2 separate regions of the Mus musculus genome follow, and region 2 is linked to region 1. Evidence: chromatin loops called from intact Hi-C (ENCODE). Cell type or tissue: left cerebral cortex. All regions are shown on one strand. Links, peaks and the distances in the headings refer to the core of each region. The heading gives the core; the rest is flanking DNA. Region 1 has its middle 5.6 kb from the start of Slc17a3. Region 2 overlaps Carmil1 (capping protein regulator and myosin 1 linker 1).

Region 1 (8,821 bases), core at 461-8,460:
CAAAACTCAGGTGAAGAATTGGAGGGAGAACCAGAAATCTCCAGATGGACTGAAAGGAGGAGGGGCAGGTTAGCAAGTAAGAGGAACATAGGTCAGCATGTAAAATTGGTTCTAATTAAATAAGGACTACACCAAAAAAAAAAAAAAAAAAAAAAGGAAAGAATTGGGACTGTTACACCAATTAGCCTGAACTAAAGGTGACGGTAACTTTTTGGAACTTAAAATGTTGCCTTGGGGTTTAGTGAGTGAACTATTTATTGTGTAAACATGATAATCTGAGTTTAGTTTAGAACCCACATAAAAGCCAGACACAGTGGCACACACACCTGAAATCTTAGCACATCTATAGCAAGACAGAAGATAGAGCCAAGAGAATCTCTAGGAGCTCCCTGGCCAGACAGCAGGCATAAGCAACAGTAAACAGCAAGAGATTCTGTCTTAAACATGGCAGAAGGAAAGGACAGTAACCCATGTTATCCTTTGACCTTTACATGCATACATGCATGTCATGATTTCATGGCATGTAAGTTCTCTCTCTCTCTCTCTCTCTCTCTCTCTCTCTCACGCACACACACACACACACACACACACACACACACACACAGAGAGAGAGAGAGAGAGAGAGAGAAATGGTGTATTGGGACACTCATCTTTTTTGTCCGAATATGGACTATGAAAACAGCTCTATTCCTAAGGTTGTGCCTATTTGCCAGTGTCTTCTAATGTGGCCAAGAAAATAACAGAGAAGAGACTCTCATCAACATGGAGCTAAGGGCCAGGGAACACAGTGAACTGTGGGGCTGTCCTAGAGGGATTTCAGAATCTCATTGGACAAATGGCCACTGTTTCCTGTTTCTGTAGTTATTTTGTTTCTGGCCCATTGTTGGACAGGGGGTCATTGGGTGGAGTAGACTTGGGAAAAATGTGGTTTATTGAGTTTTCAAAGCAAAAGGACCTGAATCCAGATGAGGTAGCGATTGAATGTGACTTTGGGACCCAGTGAGGTTTACCCACTGAATATGTTTTATGTGTAGAAAAGACCACGAATCAAATGTGATCCATATTTCAGACAGTGATAAATGGTACATTTTATGCATATCTCTGCCCTTCCCTGTGTGATGGTGGGTGGCACTTTCCTACATGACTTCCCTTGTCCAAGGAAATTATGACTTACCCAATTCCTTTATCTTCTCCCCATAAGGCTACCTCTTATGCTCCAATAGAGCATCTTCTATCAACGAAGGTCCTGAATGAGGGAACACAGATCAGGCTACAGCCAATCCCAAAGATCATGAAGTATAAAGTAGGTAAATGATTGATTTTTGTAAGCCATTGAGACTGTCTAGCTCCTGTGTTCCTCTGTGCCGTCTTTGGGCTTTCTGCAGAGTCATTTGATGCATATCCAGACCTAACATACGGTCTCTAAGCAGGAAAACATTTATGGGTCTGTTTTTGGGGTTTTAGATTTTTTTTTTAATGTGGCCCAGGATGCCACTAATTGCAAAGGAGACTTCAAATTTTTAATTTTCTCTTCTAAAGGTTTTTATTTTGTTTTATTTTGCTTTATTTCTGAATGAATATCAGTAAATGAAGTAGGGGTGTTGTCGTAGATACTTTTCAATTGTTGTGACAAACCGTCATAACCAAGACAGCTACGAGAAGAGGCTTGCAGGTTCAGAGGGTGAGTCCAAGGTAGCTATGGAGCACAACAGAAGGCAGGCAGGCATGGCAAACTGGAGCAGTAGCCCAGAGCTCACGCTCTTATTCCCAAGTAGAAGTTAGAACAAGAGATGTTCTAACTGGGAATGGCTAAAGCATTTGAAACCTCAAAGTCCTCAGTGGTCCTCCAAGGCCACACCCCATAATCCTTCCCACACAGTTTCTCCCATTGGGATCAAGTATTCAAATGAGCCTATGGGGATCATCCACTTTCAAACCACCACAGGCTTTAAAATAGCCTGGTTAAGCCCACAAATATGGAGCAGGAACATGACTCTTACAACAAGGTTATAAAACTTCATGATGTTTAAGATCATAAGGTGAAAATAAGCTTGCTATTTCCCCTTACTATACATTAAATTAACTATCTTTCTGAGCAGAAGATTTTCTTAGTCTTTCTTTAAGGGTGTGTTCATGTGTTTGTTTCACCCTTATCCTTGAATTCACTTAATTGTGCATAAAATGCTAGATTGCAAAGCGTTCTGTTTGAGCACTTTGGGGATATTATTCCACGGTTCTGGGTTCTTTTTGCTGCTGAAGGTGAGAGTCACAAAGGTAATTCATGTACACATTAAAAGAGAACAGAATCGCATGTATCTTAGCAGTTTCTAAATGCACATGTGGTAACAATTGATTACAAATAAAAATTTAAGTCGGTAATGTGGGAGCAAGATAAATGAAATAAAGCTATTATATGTGGTAAAATAAAATCTGTGATAATCATTATGAGTTTTTTTTAAAAAAATAGCTTGACTATTATATAATGCATTTTGACGTGACTTAACTTAGGAAAACAACAACAACAACAAAATATCCATATGGTTTATGTAGCAGATTTGTTCTGTCCCAATACCCAAGCAACTGCCCAGATCCGCACATGAACAAATTGCATGTACTTTGTGATGTCCCATAGTGGGATGCCCTGTGGTCCTCCCTGGAGCAGATAGGGCAGGCTGAAGAGGAACTTTCCAAGCTCATTTACCACCAGTTTTACATGCAATTAAAATGGATCTGTACATTGGAAGGCTCCTTCAGGGAAGTATGTGCAGACCACCATGTTTTGGGGAAGGAGCTGATTTGTTTCTCTTGCTCCGTTCTGGTTTAGACTCCACCTCTCAGTGACTCGTGAACTTATAGCTTCTGTCGTTTATCACAGGAAATCTGAGCCTTTCTGATGACAGTGACAAAACAGTGATGTAACATTAAACTGGTCTTGATTTGATTTGTTCTAAAAACAAAAAACAAACAAACAAAAAACAAAAGCAGTGAAATGTACTATAAGCTGAACATCTGTGTTCTTAACTATCCATCCTGCAATCTGAGACCCCCAAAACACCTGTGCTACAGTTCTAACCCCCCCCCCCAATACATAGCACAATCCTACACTCAAAACATCTATGCCATGGTCCTAAACCACCGCCGTGCTGTCGTCCTAACCCACAAACAGCCATGCTACAGTCGAAATCCCTAAAACATGGTCCAGTCCTGACCCAGAAAAAAAAAATCCTTGTAACAACCCTAACCGCAAATATTCATGCTATGGCTCAAATCCCCAAAACATCAGGACTATAATCCTAATTCTCAAAATGATGGTATTAGGAACCTGGTCTTTGGAAGAAATTAAGCCACAAAAGAAAGTGAAGCCTATGAGACTATGAACAGTGGGCTCATCAAAAGACACAGATGGTCTGGGGATGTAGCTCAGCTGGTAGAGTGCTTGTCTCACATGCTCCAGTCCCTCCAGCTTTGAACCCCAGCACTGCACAAACCAAGTAGGTGTCACATGCATGTAGTACAAGCACTGACTGCTCTTACAGAGGTCCTGAGTTCAATTCCTAGCAATCATGTGGTGGCTCACAGCTATCTGTAACAGAATCCAGTGTCCTCTTCTGGTGTGTCTCAAGACAGCTACAGTGCCAGTATACTCATATACATTGAATGAATGAATGAATGAATGAATGAATGAATGAATCCTTGAAAAAAAACTGATTGCAAGCTTCTCCTTCAACATTAGAGGGCGCTATAGGAACACAGGAACCAAGATCTGGCTCGGATCCCCTGAAGTTCGCTGTGGCCGGCCTGAATCAGCAACTGTGCAACAGCAACTCCTGTGGACACCAACACGCTAGTATACAGTGGCTATAAAAAAACCACAGAGATCCACTTGTCTGCCTCTGCCTCCCAACTGCTAGATTGAATGAGTGGGGCACCGTCCCTGGCCTGTTTATTCATTTATAGTAATTTTTATGAGGCACTGCATCTATGAGAGAGATAATTTATAGCTGTGTTGTGATGAGGAGAGTAGCCAATCAGAGTACTTGATGCTATCACATCCCAGCAATTGATTCAAAGGCAAAGAATATTCTGAGCTGAGTCCACAGGACCCTTTCCGGGGCTCTCTCAGACTCAGTACTTGAGCTTCTTCCCTTTTGTGGAAAATGAGATTCCAGAAGTGGCAGCAGAGCTGTTTATATTCTCTTGCAGATGAAGAGAAGAAGAAGCAGACAGCAAAAATGAGTGCTTGGTACTGTGTTACAAAAAAGAGATTTAGTTCTCGTTGCTGTGGTCCCAGGACCAGGTTTGTCTCTATTGTTTGTCCTTCTGTGCCCTTCCACACCCTCCATCTCTCCCAACGGCCTGTGTGACTCTGGGATTGACCTGAATGGGACAGTGAGAAATAAATCACAGACATATATACACAGAGACAGAAAAGCTGTGGTCTCTGATGGAGAAGCACCAGCATCGCTGATACTCAGCACATTTATTATATACATCTGAGGGAGGAGGTAGTTAGCTGATCTTGGTAGAGCGGTCCCAGGCTCGGGTCATCAGGGAGGAGGAATCTGTGTCTGTTACTTTTTACACAGTTCTAGAGCCAATGATCACCAGTTTATCAGCATTAGTATCTGAACCAGAGAAAGGCCTTACCATTCCCCTGATGGAGAAGGCCTTGCCATTCCCGTGTCTGAGATGTCAGGGTCCTTGACCTGACCAAGCTCTTGTTGTGAATGGTCATTCGTGTGTGGGTAGGGTCACTCCCTCAAAAATTTCATCTGGACTTCTACCACTTCTAAGCACAGTTCTGACAAATAGAGGCCACACTCAATGAGCACAGTAAAAACTTAACTGTGTAATGCGGAAGCCGGTAAATAGGTCTGGCCCCTAATCCTTTTTACTGGCTGATCGTAACAGACCTCTATTCTGATTTAGTGGCTGGAGGGTGGGTGGGTGTGGAATCTGGATGATAAAGGCAAGTATCAATATATAAGGAACCAAACCAAACCTTTAATACAAATATTGGAACTTGAAAGGAACAAAACTCAATCCCAAGGCAAACTTTGCATCTTTATAAAGGTAATGTAGGACAAGGTAAAAACAAGGAGGAGAAGGAAGAGGGAAAGAAGGGGGAGAGGAGAGGAGGACGAGGAAGGGGAGGAAGAGGAGGAGGAAAGCCCAGTGACGTTTTTCACACTTTAATCCCAGTGCCAGGGAAGCAGAAGCAGGCAGATCTGTGTGGGTTCAACTACATGGTGTGTTTTAGCCCCATCCCCTCCCCCACGTCCTCTTCCCTCCCCAAAAATAATTAGAGGAGAAAGGGAGGAAGGAGAGAGAGGAGGAAGAAGATATGAATTATCCTTTGCATTGTTAAAAGTACTGAATTAAAATCTTCCTCCATCTTGAAGAACTAAACCTTGGAATAATAAAACTGTTTCATGGTCTGGGAGCTCCGTGGTTACCATTTGCCCCGCAAGCATGAGGATGCAAGTTTCATCCCTGGAACTTATGTGAGCACGAAAGGCCTAGTGACCTGTGTTTGTAATTAAAGCACTGGAAAGGATGAGGTGAGTTAATCCCTGAGCCTGGCTGGCAACCGACTTAGCCTGCTTGGCAAGTTGAAGGTCACTGAGAGACCTTGTCCTTAAAAGTAAGGTGGACAATGTGTTCTGGAGTTTTATGTCAACTCGATACAAGCTAGAGTCATTTAGGAAGAAAAGTTCAAATGAAAATGTGCCTCCATAGGATTTGCCTGTAGGCAAGTCTATAGTACATTTTCTTAATTACTGATTGCTATCGGAGGGCCCAGCTTACTGTGGGCAGTGCCACATTTTAGGTGGGAGGTGGTTCTGGGATGGTATAAGAAAGCAGGCTAAGCCAGCTATGAAGACCAAGCCAGAAACCAGTGTTCTTCCATTGTCCTTCCATTGTCTCTACTTCAGTTCCTGCCTCCAGGTTCCTGTCATGCTTGAGTTTCTGCCCTGACTTCCCTTAGTGATAGACTATTACATAGAAATGTAGCAAAATAAACCCTCTCCTATTTGGGCTACTTTTAATAATAGTGTCTTATTACACCAAGAAAAATCCTAAGACAAAGTGCTTGAAGAATAGAATCCAAGATTGATCTTTGGCCTACACACACACACACACACACACACACACACACTCCAGTTAAGAGCAGTATGCCCACATTCAACATGCTAAATCTTTTCTACTTGGTTCAATGACACAATCTTTACTCTCTTCTCTGAAGGCATACCTTAAGTGCCAGGAAAGCCTTAATTCACACCTAAGTAATAACTGGCATTTAAGTTGTGGAATATATACATCTATCCATGAGTTCAGGGCTCCAAAATCAATTAACAAAGTCAATGCAATAGCCTCAAGAATAGAGCACCAAAGTTAACAGAAAAAGTATACCCACGAATGAAAACGCATTAATATAAGTAGTTAAATTTAGGAACCCTGTTGGGAGTGGCGACACACACCTTTAATCTCAGCAGTTGGGAGGCAGTGACAGGCAGATCTCTGTGAGTTTGAGGCCAGCCTGATCCACATAGTAAACTCAAGGACAGCCAGAGCTATACAGTAAGACCTTGTCTCGAAGTTAATTAATTAATCCTATCAAAAATACTTACTGACATATTTACAACAAGTCAATATGCACACATGCACATGCAGGCAAGACTAACTGGATACAGTAGAATATTAAAGGGGGTAAAGGCATTATTATATTGGGAGGGGGATATGCTCAGAAGGAGCTGGAGGTGAAAAAAATGGTTGGTGGACATGATTGCAATACACTGTATTACAATCAAGGAGAGGCAGGGAGGGAGGAAGGAGTGAAAGGAAGTGGCCATTATCTCTGGTACTGTGTAGTTTTACAGCTTTGGGGGAATGTTCCTTGGCTACTGGCATACTTCACATTTAAACTGTAAAGTGCACCAGAAGACAGCATGTTTAAGAAAAGAGGTGAGGAATATTCTCAGTGAGGCAGTCCAGCACAAGATTGAACATGGGACTGTAACAGAAAATACAGACATCATTTTGCTCAGTTAATAGGAAACAAAATAACAGAGATGAACTCCCACTAGGAGCAGTATAGCACCAGTACATGACTGGATATTAGATTTATGACTCATGTCCATGACCCAATTTGTCATGGAGAACAAGAGGCAAAATAAGAGTGTAACCTGACCAAGGATGGAGGCAAAAACATTTGCCAGAAATTCTAAAGAGGACTTAGATGCTGAGTAGAGATGACACGCCATTTGGGTTCACGGCTTAGATTCTGAGGTTCCAGGGAATGCCCACTGCCACTGAGCCAAGCCTCTGTGGTGTCCAGCTTCAGCGTACTCCATCTGATCCATGCTGGACTTTGTGAGGTTTAAGCAGAGAGTACACAGAAATTGACCTTCCTCTATCCGGGGTTGGCCTTCAGCCTAGAGATAACCGGCTTCTGTGATTGCCTCAACTGGGCACTGATTTCCTCTGAGATGTTGGTCAGACATGGAGCCATCCTACAGATAATAATTAAGGACAACTGTTCACACACTTAAGGAAAGCATTCCTTGGATACTCAAATCAAAGTGAGGATGTGTGCACTCTATTTGCTCCGAAGATTTTCATGTCAACACAAAGTAGTTTCAAGCTCATCAGAGAAGAAAAGGTGTAATCTCTAAAAGGTGAGTAAAATGATCTAAGTCAAAGAAATATTTCAATTCATACTCAAATGTTTAAAAACTAATTGTACAGGTGAGGCAAAATTGGATTTTTTTTTTCAGTGTAGAAGCATGTTGGGTCTTTTTGTTTATGAAGTCAAACCAAGTACATGGTTAAAACCATGAACATTTTAAAGTAAAGTTAAAAATTAAATTATAAAACTAAGCCACATATTCCAACTTGGTTAATTTAGAATTAGAAATACGTGAATTCTAAAGTTGTTGATTATTTATCCCAGAGTACAGAGTTCTTTAAAAAAGGACTCAGCGAAAAATAATTGACACAGGAGGTAAAACTCCTAAGACTCCATAATGAACTTAGACCTTTCTACCTTTAAATTTCAGATGTGTATATGAGCTGTGTCTGTACTTCTTTCTCTTACAGACAGTGAAAGATTGTATACTATGGAGATCGTATACTACATATGCTTCAGAAAATCCTCATTCCCCAAGGCCCAGACTTCTCAAATTATTAACCTCAATGACACATCCAACAGCTCCAGTCAGGAGCTTCAGTCAGGGCTTCCCATTATGGAGAAGTGGTTTGTCCTCTTACAGCACTTAGAGTCAAACACAAAACCAAAGGAGATGCATTGAGAGCATAAAGCAAGACAGGACTTAAAGCCACAGTGAAGATGAGCTACCAGAAGAGCTCAGTGCACACAGAACCCAGATTCCTTTCTGTGAATGAGTTTGACATCAGTGCTCAGGCTGAGTCATAAGCCTAGGGGCCTCTGAGAGGTAGAGTTTTTTTGTTTTTTGTTTGTTTGTTTGTTTGTTTTTTGCCTATACGAAACAGTGGGTTTGAAGTACCACCTCACCTTTGAGGCAAGGACAAACTCCTTCACGAGCTTGGAAGGCAATGAATCTGTTGTCTACTTCCAAGCTATTGGCAGGATCGTCTAAAGAAATGAACAAGCTTGGCCTCTGGTGTGCTGGTGTGGGTGTTCCGAGCTCAGCCCCTTTGTTGGAAATCAATGTGGAGGTACCTCAAAAAGCTAGACATAGGACTATCATGTGATCAAGCCAGAACATTTCCTGAGAATATTCTCAACAGACTCTATATTCTACTGTAGATTTATTTACTCATTCATGTTTATTGCTTC
Region 2 (8,774 bases), core at 775-8,774, 180 kb after region 1:
CAACCTCCTTCCTCCATAGCCTTGTGTCCCCACAGTCTCCTGGCTTCGAGACCACCCCAGTCTCATGCTCACCACAGCTCCTGAGTCTAAATGGCCCGCGTCCTCTGGGTCACTCTTCCCTGCACCTTCACCCTTCACCTTCAGGATCTGGTACTAGAGAACTAGACAACTCCCGATGGTTTGCAAATCATCCCTACACTTATCTACTGCACAGCTGTGGAACTTATAAGACTCCCCGCTACATAGTGTTCTTTAATGAATGAATATAGGTGCACACTCCTAAACGAGAAGCCCAGTCAGCCAATAGTTGAAATTATTTAAATGAGTCAGTCCTAAGCCTGGGTACTCTGTGTGCTGCTTTTCTCATAACTGTGACAAAATAACTGACAGAAACATCTTAAGGGAGTTGAGGTTTACTTGGGCTCACAGTTTCTGAAGGCTGTCAGTCCATCATGGTAGGACAGACAAGCAGTGTAGCTTGGTCCATGGCACTGGGAACGTGTAGTGGCCATTGATCCACATGGTAGTGGGTAGAAGGCAGGAATGAGACTGGAAACAGAGCAGGACTATGACCACCTGTATGTGATCACCCATAAGTGACTACCTTACCAGCTTCCCCAAACAGTGCCATAAGACAAAGACCAAATCAAATACATGAGCCTGCAGAGGACATTTCACCTTCAGTTTATAACAGCCTGCCTCACCATCCTTTTTTGCAGAAAACTCAATATGAAACCTTGCTTCCCCTGTTGCTTGACCAAACTTGCTGTTCCCACATGGCCCTGTGTAGAGAGGGCTGCACACTTAACTGGGAGTCAGTCACTGTCTCCTTCCTCCTCCTGCCTGTCCCCTAGTCTCCCTCCTGTATTTTGGGATGAGATCTTATTATATAGCCTTAACTGGCCCGGTATATGTTATATATCTCAAGCTGGCCTTAAACTCACGCCAATCCTTCTGCTCTAGTCTTCTGATTGCTGAGACATGGACTGTTGGATCACAGATCTTCTAACTGCTTTCTCTTCCCCCTCTCTGGGCATTGATAAGCAAGCACAGTGCCTTGTAGCCCTCCTGAGTTCTTTTCCTTTATCTTGTAGCTCCACCACATGTCCCCACCCATTCCTAGACCCAGGACAATCCTCTCTATCAGTGTCCTATGCCTTCTAATATGGAGGCTAGAACTAACACCCCTGTTCCCCCAAACCTCTAAGAATAAGAAACTCCTGCTTTGCTTTCCAGAACTAAAGGCCCTCTTACCCCCACCTCTCTCTCTTTAGGACCCCTCCATCACACTATTTCTGACAGCTGTCCTAAAAAAATCACTTTCTGAGCTGAGGGTTTGTTCTCTCCCTCTTCTGGAACCTATCATGGCCACCTGTGGCCATGATGCTATAAATGAAGGTCCTCTGAAGGGTAGTCTTGGATAGCTTCTTTTCTATGACACTCTAATGTCTATAAGTATATAACATGTGTCACCGACTATCTCCTAAGAACCTTCCATCTTGTATCTCACCATACCCAACAAAAGAAACTGTATGACATCATCCTCTGAGGCCATCTCTAAGAAGACAGAATGCCTTCAGTGCTCCTTTGGACATAGGAAAGTAATTTCTCTCCTGTCTGTCCAGAGGTAGCAGGCACACAGAGTCGGCTCACCCTACCTCCTGAGAGCATTTGGGATGAATATGGCAATATTCTGAAGTCTGTGTCCCTGTTTCAACTTTGAAAACCACTGTCTCCTCCTAAATAGCTGTTGACATAAATTTGACATACCTTTGCAACCCAGTGAGAAAGATTTGCAGGGGAATATCTGATATGTGGAAGGCAGAAGAAGGAACCACACTCCTTTCCAACTTATCTCCAGAAACATCTGAGAGAACATAAGTGTTTCTGTCCTACTGGACCTGTAGAGGGTTTTGAGTTGGCCTTAACATATTTGTCCATCATTCTTTGGGTTGTCATGTGAAGCTTAGGAACTGCTTAGAATTAAGATTCAACATGAATAAAATAGAGGAGTCTTACAGAGACAATCAGCTATGCTGAAATGTAATTTAAAATGTTTTAAAGCTGGGGCCTAGAGTACAGTTTATCAATAGCATACAATGTGCACATTATACATACACAAACACAAATACAAACACATACACATACTAATTCAGAAATGGATGCAATTCTTTACTGATTCATTAACAGTATAGCAGAGTGTAGTCTCTAAGTACTGTAATTGTGAAATAGGGATGACTGTAATAATGTTTGTAATACCTGTGCTGATTACAATCTTAGCTGTGATTTACACTGTCCAAGATACAAATAACATGGTTTGTAGCATAGACAGTCAACCTTCTGTTTCCACTCATTCAGCATTTGAGGAATGAAGATATTAGGAAAACTTTAAAGTGTTTGCTGGAATTGGTGAAACATGCCTGTAATCCTGGCAGTTAGCAAGCAGAGGTAGAAGGATCCTGAATTCAAGGACAACTTGGGCTACACGGTGAGTTTGAGGCTAGCTTGGGGTACATTGTCAGACTATCTGAATAACAATGTGTACAAGTTACATACAAATATGACTCCATTTTATGTAAAGGCCTTATGTAAACCTGTGGATTTTGATATCCATGGGCATGGAATTCTAGAAGTAATCTCTGTCAGACACTGCGGATGACAGCATTCATAGAAGGAACTCTAAGTAGTGAATAAAGTTTTTTAAAAATGAAGCTTTCTGAGCCTTAGAACTCAAGTTCTCAGGTGCCCCAAATCCTCCCTGGACTGTGGATTGCCAAAGGGCCCCATCTTGAGCTTTAAAAAGATATCAGTGAAGTGGCTGTCTTCTGCCAAGTATGCCTGGGCCATAGTGGAGCTGGCTGTGGCTCAGAGACCTTTTCCTGGAGCCTAGCAGTTAAGCTAACAGATCACATCCTTGATGGCAAGTGGTTTCTCCTGACCTCTCACTTGGAAGTTTCTTCTTCTGTAGTTGGGCAGGGAAGACCCCATCAATGCATGGGAGGAGATGGATGCAGCATGTGTCTCTAGAGCTGGAAGGGCACTATAGCTCTGTCCTTCTATCTAGAGACAATAGAGTGAGGTGGTTCTGGTCCTTTCTGGCAGTCTTGTGAGCCCTAAAGAAAACTCTAGAGAGTGTGACATTCATAGGCATGGTGTGAGATCTTCTGTAATGGGCCCAAGGAGTTTCCAAGGCCCCATGAGTCTCCCTGACTGCATAGAGTTGGCATTGGGAAGAAAAACCAGGAGATATCAGTGAGAGTGACAAGCAATAGCCTCTAAGGGACCTGACCACAGAGAAGCATGCCAGGGCCTCTCTATGTGAGCAGTGCTGCTAAGAGAGCCAGAAGTCCACAGTGCCTGTGCTCCTGGGAAGAGGGAACCAGCCAGTGTTTCACTCCTGAGGAAGGATCAGGGGCGATGTGCTGCCTTCCCAGAACAGCCTAGGAATGTCCCTCCTATGAATTTCTCCTGGCACTAGCATTTCCTCTTGCAGGGTGCCCTCCTCCCTGGTCACTACAGGGTTTAATATGCTCTTGCATGCAGGATTCATCCATTTTCACTCTGAATCTGCGGGGGTTTGGAGTCTTGGAGCTCCAGCTCATCTTCCCAGCAGGTGTCTGTCTGCCTCAAACTCTCATGACACAGGCATGTTTTACAACTCCAGACACTGAGTTCACGTGAATAGTTCTACTGTTGGCTGAGGCAGCCCATGATCACTGCATGCCAAAGGAGATGCAGAGGTGTGCTGGGGGCTGGGTGTGGAGGGATGAGACAGGCTCCCATGTAAGCTGGACCTGTAGTACAGCAGCCTGCTGGTCAGAATCTAGTGCAGGCCATAAAAATGAAACATGGCTGGATTTTCCTACTTGCCTTGAAATTTGTCATCAGCCTATGACAGCAAGAACCGTGCCCTTGGGCAACACAATCCATTTCTTCTGATTGTGAGAAATTTCCTTCTCCGAGCTGAAGCAGTGTCTTGTTTAGCTCAAGCTAGGTCAAAGTCACTATGTAGCTTCTAACTCCCGATCTCTTGCCTCTACTTCCTGAGTCCTGGAATTACAGGGATGTGCTACTGCACCTGGCCTGACTTTGAGATATTTCTGACAAAGAAAATGTCAAACTGGTGACAACAGTTACAAGTAAGAGGCATGGGGCAGATAGAGACCACTGTGGCTCTTCTTGTTCTTCTTGTCTTCTCTGCTTTAGCAGCTGAGCTAAAGGTTCAAAAATGCAAGGAGGTGTTGGAACCCAGAGCAGACACCTCCTCAGGCTCCCTCAGCCTGTCTTGCTGTTGCTGTAGAGGAAATGCCAATTTCCCCACCAAGAGCGTGACTTGGGACATGTGGTGGCTTACTTCCAGAGTGGCTGGTGCCATTTTCATTGTTCCAAGAAAATTTATAGGCTCAGAGTGCCCGACTCCAAAGCTCAGACAGCTAACTTCACAGTGAGACACAGCCATGTGTGCTCACCTTCCATACGTCCCCCCACCCCCAGTCACAAACCCCCAGTGCAGACTCCATCTCCTCTCCTACCATGCAGAAACCAGAGACAGCCTGGTTACAGGCTCATGCAATGAGCTATTAATAAACTATCTGATATAAAAACCTCCCTTTCCTTAGACCTATAAAGAAATCCAACTCTGCCTATTGTACCTGAACTCTCAGGAGAGCCCTTAGCATGCTGTATATTTAAAGACTGGAGCCTGAATTGTCATCAGAGTCCTGGTATATTGCCATCTGTATGCCCATGGTGTTAGTAACACTTTAGATAGTCCGTTATCCAAAGGCATGGATCACCTTGAGCCCAGAACCCAAAGTCTTTTAGCCAGCATGTTTCTGGAAAGGGTAGGACTATGAACGTGGAAGTTATGTAAGTGTGGGCTCTGTGAAAGCAGAGGTGGTTGGCATCACAAGTCAGCAGCTTTCTAATCAGTACTACACATCCAACCCCCAACACACCACTGCATCTCCTTTGGCATGTAGGACTTTTCTAACTAGGAGCCCTTACAAGCGACATAAGGCATTGTGTCCATAAATGAAGGCCACATGACTTTCATTGCAGACCTACTATGGTAGTCCTTTTTCAGTCTAGCAAGTGCAACGAGTAGAACCACCATCTTTCCAAAGTCATCTCAAGTTAGGATTCTGACAGGCAAAACTGAGGGAACTCCTCTGAAAAATCGCAGCCATGCTGGGATCCTAGAGTTGATGTTTTATTTCTCCTCTGAGAACCCAAGGCTGGGTGGTAAATGGAGCTTTAAAACAAGTAATCAACAAAAGTGAGCCGACCACAGGAAAGGGTCAAAGTCACGGCCACATCTTGTCTCTCGCATACTGTACTTCCTAATGAGCCCAATATCCCACCCAGGATGCTCCTCAGGTTTTCCAGTGGCCAATTTTTCATTGAAAAATTAACTTCTAATGTATGACTGACAATTGACCCAAACTGGCCAACGGTAAACCAAGGAAAGATAAAATAAAATAAAATAAAATAAAATAAAATAAAATAAAATGGAAAACTAGGTTCTAATAAAGCCATGCAATGTAAGCATCCTTTGTTTCACATCACCGAGATGCGTGGTGTGAACATCCTGTCTACCTTTAGCTCAAGCTTTGCATATTATACAACCAAAAGAACAAAATAAAATCCATGCAGCGCCACACTGGGCTAGGATGCCAGGCTCTTCCTAAGGGTCCTCTTGCTCTCTTCACATACAGGCCTCTTGGTTTGTGGAAGCCTCTGCTCTCCTCCAGCTTCCCAGGCTGGGTCCTGCAGCTGAAGACTCTGTTGCTCTCCCAGCATTTGACTCCACCATGTTTCTAACTGAAGACTGATGCTTTTCACCGGACTTTAGGAATGAAGGCAGATGGTATCCGGTCACAGGTCCTCTAGAGTAGCCTTTTCTCCTGTGCTTCTGAGGACTGATTGATGAAAGGTGATAAGGTATGAAGGAATGTATCACTCCACACTCTTTGAGGAATAGATGCTGAGATGGATGAGTCTCCAGATATGCTTCTAGCGAGCCTATAAAGACTTGTGCTGGAGGGAATCAGAGGCAGGAGAAACCTGTAGCACACACTTACAATCTGGTGATCACCACGAAAGGAGCCTGGGAAGAAGCAATGGAGAATTGAGCAGGAAGGCATTCAGGGCAGGACAGTAGGCGGCCTATGAGTAAAGGCCACCCTTTGCATGGCCACCTCAGCCAAGCTGGAAGCCAGTTGCTGTGGGCTGTCAGCCTTGCATGTCAGGATGTTACCTTAGGGTTCTGCCCCACAGAATACAGTTAGTCTTGCTCTTCTATTTCTCTGGGTCGTTGTCTGCCTGCAGTACCTGGTGACAGCTCCTTGTTCCGATTACATCATTGCTTAAAAACTGACAGTGGTTCCTACTGCAGAGGCAAGCTCCAGCTCCTTGATCAAACATCACAGTTCCTCACAGCCTGTCTTCTCCTACACTGAAACCCCAAGCATGTCATTCATGGGCAGCAGGTGTACCCTGCTGGCAAATTTGATCGCCATTGACTTTAGGACTGATCACAGCACTTTGTTTTTTGTTTTTTTGTTTTTTTAAAGTTTTTCGAGACAGGGTTTCTCTGTATAGCCCTGGTTGTCCTGGAACTCACTTTGTAGACCAGGCTGGCCTCAAACTCAGAAATCTGCCTGCCTCTGCCTCCCGAGTGCTGGGATTAAAGGCGTGTACCACCACGCCCGGCTCGATCACAGCACTTTGTATATGTTCCCATTTCTCCCTATGACTCCATCTGAGGCCAGATATGTTTTAAGGGAGTGGCCAGAGCCACCATGAAGCTCTGTTATGTCTGCCTGACTTCTCTGGTCCTCACTCAGAAAGGTAACAACTTGCTGTTTTCTCTGTGATGCTGGCCTGAGTCAATGAATGCTTTCTCTGGTCCTTTGTACTATTTTAATAATTTATCTGAAGCTCCCTCCCTTCTGCCATGTAGTGGCTTCTTGACTCAAAGGCATGGCTTCTTCTCTTCTCCATCTCCCTCCTGTGGCAGCTGCCAGGATGTTCAGCTTCTCTGATCTGTGCTTTCCCTTTTAAATGCTCATAAACTTGTCCTCAATTATAACTCATCAGATAATAATACAGTACACCTAAGAACCACACACAGACCCTGGACTTAGAAAGGTGTTAGTTCAAGGCTTTGTATAAATGTCACTTTCTGAGACTTCCAGAGTTGGGAGGCAGGGAGGACTGATATCCTCAATAGGACTGCTTATTCCAAGTGTGGGCTTAGTTGGGCCATGAGTCTGCTGACCAAACCACCAAACAGCCTGCATGCAGGTCCACATCCATTTCTGCAGTTCAACACCAACGTGGGTCTGGTCACGTCTGTACTGGCCACATCTAAACAGAACAATCTTACCATGAGGTCATGGGATGAAATCGAGTGGCTCAGCCTTTAGGACTGGAACTCCCTCCCAGGTCAGTCACCCAGGGGTGGCAAAGAGAAGGGGATGAAGCAAACAGTGACACCACACAAACCCCATCTGTGTTGGTCCTCCCCCCCACCCCCCAATCCTGTAAGCATACTGCCTGACCCAAGCCAACATCACTCACGTGACCTTAAACTCATGGAGCTGAGTATGGTGCACACAAAGAACTCTGTGACCTTCTAGTAAATTTCATCTGTGTTCTGGTGCAAAGCACAGACTATGGAATTATCAAATTATCTTTATTTTGAAAGTAATAATTTCTAGGTTATATGATTATCTGTGGACTGTGATTATTCTAAATTTTAGTAACAAGCTGCAGGTTGACCGTATAAGTCAGTCCTCACACAAGAACTGGAAGAAGTCAAGTTCCACTTGTAAAATTATTTTATTGGTATAAATATACATATGAATAAAATACTTTCAGCTTGTAATGTAAGTGAATATTTGTGAGATGTTTTATAAAGAGTAGTATTTAGATTTTTTTTACAGGTGCCAAAATTTTCTTTTAAAAACCACACATTAAAAACTAATAAGCAGACAGAAATTAAAGGCCTTCAGAAACATGAATATTTATAAGACCTCATTCCAATCAAGTATATACATGAATCTGAGCTTCTCACACTGTTTTTAGCTGTGCTTGCCGATGGTCTGCAAATATTACCAACCAAGGTTTAAATGTACAATTCTACATGGGGAAGGAAATGTCCCACAAAAGAATGTAAGAACTGTGCCCAAGATCTAATATTTATAATTTATACAAATTATTTATTAGTGTGCTCTGTTAATATAATTACAATGTGCAATTGCATACATCAAGAATAAATTGCTCTATCGAGTTATGTGTGGATCTGACACAAACACACCCTGTAGCACCCCAGGACCTCCCGGATTGTTACTTGGGTGTGAGTCCAGTTACTTCATTAATTTCCAAAAACAACTCACCATGCAGGGCAATGTGTAGCTGCCTCAGAGAAATTCAAGTAGGGCCCATGGAATAATTGCTGGCTTTTTGTTGAAGGCATAAGAAACAGTGTTTAGAAATCAAATGCCAAGAATGGGGGAAGACCAAAAATTTGAAAATATATATAAATGAGAAAGAAGAAAGGAGAGAAAGAAGAAAGCACCAAGAGAAGAGAGAAGAGGTACTGGCCCTGGCTCCTCTCTGAGAGCTGAGGAGAGCGCCCTGCATGGAGAGGCTTGGGGTGGGCACCATTACACAAAAATAAACTCTTTTTCTGCCTCTTCTCCAGAGTCACTGCATTTGCTCCCTTGGTGACCATCTTTGCCCGAGGACCGTTGCTTCTGTTCTTGATA

Evidence for each region. Hi-C counts contacts between places; a loop is a spot of excess contacts. Peaks named below come from ENCODE experiments on the same cell type or tissue, not always from the same donor. Only the 100,000 strongest peaks of a DNase experiment are listed, where the experiment ranks them.
Region 2: a loop joins it to region 1, with 2.4 times the contacts of the local background. A loop is called at or near these places in 6 of 42 quality-filtered maps.

The regions. Positions count from the first base shown.
Region 1 is chr13:23,829,465-23,838,285 of GRCm38, forward strand. It overlaps a transcript of Slc17a3 not described here. Among named protein-coding and RNA genes, the nearest start is that of Slc17a3, 5.6 kb to the right of the region's middle. In left cerebral cortex, for the core only: a CTCF peak has its summit at 3,737 (motif pointing right); a DNase peak (open chromatin) is centred at 3,779.
Region 2 is chr13:24,004,655-24,013,428 of GRCm38, forward strand. Carmil1 (capping protein regulator and myosin 1 linker 1) reads right to left here. Exons shown (of 38, transcript NM_026825.3): 38 at 7,830-8,774. The coding sequence ends at 8,673. Among named protein-coding and RNA genes, the nearest start is that of Scgn, 18 kb to the left of the region's middle. In left cerebral cortex, for the core only: a CTCF peak has its summit at 7,005; DNase peaks (open chromatin) are centred at 4,251 and 4,934.